2 separate regions of the Homo sapiens genome follow, and region 1 is linked to region 2. A link is a loop called in an ENCODE intact Hi-C map of the cell type or tissue named here. Cell type or tissue: mucosa of descending colon. All regions are shown on one strand.

Region 1 (2,500 bases), 72 kb before region 2:
ATCATGATGACTATTTGGATTTGTAAAGTTGATGTTCAAAATGCTTTTAGGCTACAAGAGACAGAAAGGGGCTTATGACCTTCAAAAGGGAAGGGATTTATCACCCACTTGTCTGCAGGCCCCTATGGCTAAAGGGGGAACCTTAATTAACTTCCTGAGAGCTCGATTTTAGGGAATTGGATCAGCTCTGTACAACAGTGGTATTCAAACATTTTTACCTGAATACTCTCTAAAAGAATCTTGCCAACCTGTGCATCTCCCGGCACATTTTAGTTACATCTACAATTTGACATCATAATTTTAACTAGATGGAAAGAATGAAATTTCTGGCATATTCCAAATGTAAATATTTAAAGACAGAGCTGCAACATCACGCTTTTAAACTTTTCCGATGTAAGCTAATTATCATAACAGTTTGACACCTGTTATAGTTAATTAAAATCCCTAAAAATGCTCTTCTTTAACAGGGGAGAATTTTCAATCATTTGTTTTTTTCCTTGGGGTTTAATTTCTATTCTGCTCTCCTCAGACAATTTTATCTTAAAGTTATATTATTTGATATTTGAAAATCTTTTATTGATAACTTATTTTACTTACCTAAAACAAAACTGCATCAAATTGTAAATATTTACTTTTCAAAAATTCTTGCAACCACAAGACTCTAAGAGTTTAAAAACTTTCCTGTAGCTTGTGTTATTAATACATTTATTATTATCACATAGTTAATCAAAACAACATAAGATACAGCATTTAAAATATAAGTATATATGATTAAAACATAAACATTGATCATTTTTCAATAAAATTCATTGACATGAATCTCTTAATGGGATCAGTGGAGGTTTCCTCCATTTTTCTGTTATTATTTATTTACATATTCATATATAATGGTCTCTCACCTTTGGCACTATTGACATTGGGGGCTGGATAATTCCTGGAGGGGAGGGAGGACTGTCCTGTGTATTCATTGTAGGATGTTTTGCTGCATTCCTGGCTTCTACCACTAGATGTCAGTAGTATATTCCTAGTTGTGGTGACCAAAAGTACCTCCACACTGCCAAATCTTCCCTGAACAATCCCCCTCCTCATGAGAACCACTATTGACCATTCCTTCAATTTGGAGAACACAAAGATTTGGAAACACTGAATTTCAAAGGGATTTATTACTCATTACTATGAGTATTAATTTTACATGTTAATCTTTCCTATAGAGGGATTTTTTTATTCCAATAAACACAGGGTTGAGAACAATTGTAATATTGTTGAATTATAATAAGCCTTTCCCAAGGTGATATTTTTTAAAATAAAAATCTACTTTATGCATGTTTTTGTCAAAATCTTAGATCTATGTGCAAGGCTTTCCAATATATGGGAAATTTCAAATTAGTCCTCTTTTCAGTTAGCAAATCAGTCCTCTTTTCGAAGTACTCAGGCCAGGCATGGCTCACGCCTTTAATCTTTGTACTTTGGGAGGCCAAGGGGAGAGGAATCCTTGCTGCCAGGAGTTCGAGATCAGCCTGAGCAACACAGTGAGATTCTGTCTCCACACACACAAAAAATTTTAAATTAAGAAGTGAGCCAGACTTGGTGGTGCTGTAGTCCCAGCTTCTCAGGAGGCTGAGGTGGGAGAATTGACTGAGCCTGGGAGGTCAAGGCTGCAGTGAGCTATGATAGCACCACTGCACTCCAACCTGGATGATAGAGTGACAAAACAAAAACAAAAACAAAACAAAGTACTTAACCATATCAGACCTCCTTTTGTCAAAACAGTCAGGCTAAATAGTTCAATTCAAATAAATGAGCTACTATGCCTTTCATAAAACATGATAAGACCTACTGAGAAATAGATTACAATAGACATTTTTATAAGACTGATTAACAAAAGCAATCAACAGCTAATTAAATGAGCCTATCCACTTTTTATTATAGACTACATAAACAAGAATAAATCTGTATGTTGTTCCGCATTTTAAAATTTGCAGTATTGTAGTGTGATGTAAAAAACTACAAGTTCTTATTAAGCAGGGAATATGATAAATGGCATAATATTCTTTTGGTAAATATGGGTGTTGGTGTTAGGCTTTTGGGAATAATTAATTAAGGACCATCTATAATAATTCAGACTTAAATCTACTAATTCTGTTAGGCATTATGATCTTACTTTTCCTGTTTGTTGCATAAAAAAAATAAAGAATACAAAACTAAAAGTTAATCAGCCCAGTAGCCCATATAATTTTATGTGCTATTAATGGGAGAATATTAAACATTTTATAAGATGAAATAACATGGGATCGACTATAATTTAAGTATATATAGTATTATGTGTTTTGGTAAATTAGGTTTCCATTGGTATTGAACAACACATGAAATCTAAAAGAAATCATGTAGAATATTTTTATTCTGCATGTTTTAATCCAAAGTAACATGAAGATCTGGTAGATCCATACATCATCAGTTGCATTTGATCAAATCAGGATTATTAACCCATACTAGTTCAGGC
Region 2 (2,500 bases):
TCAGACTTCTAAATTGCAGCTGAATTAGCATGGTCAGACTTTTATTAAATTGTTGCCAAAGTAAAAAATAACAGAGAGTGTGGGCTTATTTTATATTTTTTCCAATCACCAATGATGCTAAACATGTCTTTTAGAAACACGTTTCTTCCTCTGTCCATGCCTGTTTATAAGATTTTCTCTTTTTTTTTTTTGTTCTGTTTGTGCTCTTTTCTTTTCATGTGTAGGAATTAATTCCATATTCTTTATTCCAACACTTTGTCTGGTGTGTATTGTGAAGGCATTTTCTACCACATTGTAATTAGTCTCTTTTCTTTCTTTAAGATGTCTTTGGTAAACAATATGCCTTAATTTTAACATGACCAAGTGGATTGAAATTTTCTCTCTCTCTGTTTTTTGTTTGTTTGTTTGTTTTGTTTTGTTTTGTTTTTTTGATGGAGTCTTGCTCTGTCACCAGGCTGGAGTGCAGTGGCATGATCTCGGCTCACTACAACCTCCACCTCCCTGGTTCAAGCAATTCCCCTGCCTCAGCTTCCTGGATAGCTGGGATTACAGGCACACGCCACCATGCCCGGCTAATTTTTTTTTTTTTTTTTTTTTTTTTTTTTTTTTTGTATTTTTAGTAGAGACGGGGTTTCACCATGTTCGCCAGACTGGTCTCGAACTCCTGACCTCAGGCAATCCTCCCGCCTCGGCCTCCCAAAGTGCTGAGATTACAGATGTGAGCCACTGCGCCCGGCCTCTCTATCTTTTTTTAGTTAATGCATTTTGTGCTTTACTTAAGAAGTATCTCTCTAATACTAAATTCATCTTTGATCTGACACCTGATTTGTCTCTCAGGTAATGGTTTGAGGATTTCCTTCCTTGCTTCGCTGGTCCTCTTCAGGCTTTGCTGGAGGATAATTCATTATTGCCATCTTAAGCTTTGTCTTCGAAGGTGTCTTGTCTATGAGGGAACTTCAGGCTCCAGTGTCAACTCTGACTTTGGAAGCAAGTTCTGGGGCTTTCTCCCAGGGTAGCCCTTTGGTGCCCCCTGCTGGCAAGTGTAACCAGGACAGCCAGCATTAAATCAGCCAAACTACTAATACATTCTGGGAAGCAGAGAGAATGTGGTCTGATGAATTTTGGGTTTAGGCCTCCATAATTTCAGATAACGTTTATGCTATTCGTAAATTCTTATATCATACTTCTGAACACCTAGAGTAAAAATTACATATTGAATACAACAATTAAGAAGTTGTAAGAAAAAAAGAGGCCGCAAATTGAGGAGTGTCGAGTATTTCCAGTTCCAGGCAAATAATTTGTTGAGCGCCTATCAGAAATAGCCATCAGCCATAAGAAGTGGAGATGGACATGGACATGTAAACAAAGACTTGATAAGGCGTGGCGAACATAATAAAAATGAACAGCATGAAGAAAATACTCAGGAGGTGTCATCTGAGAATGTTAGAAAAGGCTGCCCATAGGACAATACAGTTACCTAAGGTGGGGACAATAATACATTTCTCAGTGCACCAGGGTTGGCAGGCCAAGAGGAGAGACGACCATTTCAGGGGAGAGAGCAACATCCACCACTGGCATGGGCATGGAGTGACAGCGTGAAGGCGCCAGCTGTTTAGTTCTTCCGTAGCGTGGCTGACACTGATGGGTCTGGGGAAAGATGAACTTTGAGGAGGGAAGACATTATAAAGCAACTCTTACTGCATGATAAACAACTGTCACATCAGCAGGGGGGATCCAGCCATGATTTTTAAAGAGGGCAACAATAATAGCATATCCTAATTTTAGAAAGACGTGATAAGAGCTAACACTTCCGGTGGTGTTCACCGATATTAACTCAGTGAATACTTATGACACCACAAAGTTGGTATGTTTTTCCCATTTTCCATTTGAGAACACTGAGCTACAGAGAACATATATAATATCCCCAAGTCCACACTTCTAAAAGCTTCCACAGGGTCGACTGGGGTTCATACCCAGGCAGTCTTTTGCAGGCTCTATGCTTTCAGCAGCTTTTATTTAATTGACCGTCTTGGGTACTTTTGCAATAGGCCAGGCACGCTTCCTGCACTGGGCAATGGGGGCTGGGTTCCTGAGGCAGGATTGTGCGTGTGTCTCGCCCTTGGAAACGCCCAACAGGGAGTTGGTCTTACGTAGCGTAGTGAAAGCTCAGGGCAGAGGTGGTTGAGAGAGACACATGCAAATCTTACAGCTCTGCAGAGCAACTAGGGAAAGGCCCCCAAGGAGCCACTCGTAGACACCGCCTCTTTGCATAGCTGCTTGACCCAAAGCAGAGTCTTCATCTCTGGGAAGGAAACTCAGGGTCTGTGGTGGGCCCCGGTCAAAAATAAATGACCCACACCTGGGCCAGAGCCCCTCACCCAAGTGGACACCAAGTCAGGACTGGCAAACGAGATTCTGGTTTTCACAGCATAGAGAGAAGACAGAGCCCCAGTACTGACTGGGCTCTGTAAGGTAGAGCAACAGTGTCCTCAATTCCTGC

Evidence for each region. A loop is a pair of places that touch in the nucleus more often than their neighbours do. Peaks named below come from ENCODE experiments on the same cell type or tissue, not always from the same donor. Only the 100,000 strongest peaks of a DNase experiment are listed, where the experiment ranks them.
Region 1: it touches region 2 in a loop (24-fold over the local background); 48 of 110 quality-filtered maps call a loop at or near these places.

What each region holds. Positions count from the first base shown.
Region 1 is chrX:8,814,138-8,816,637 of GRCh38, reverse strand. No RefSeq gene overlaps it. Among named protein-coding and RNA genes, the nearest start is that of FAM9A, 14 kb to the right of the region's middle. In mucosa of descending colon, a CTCF peak has its summit at 1,024 (motif pointing right); no DNase peak of the experiment used is centred here.
Region 2 is chrX:8,741,857-8,744,356 of GRCh38, reverse strand. No RefSeq gene overlaps it. Among named protein-coding and RNA genes, the nearest start is that of ANOS1, 11 kb to the right of the region's middle. In mucosa of descending colon, no CTCF peak of the experiment used is centred here; a DNase peak (open chromatin) is centred at 1,031.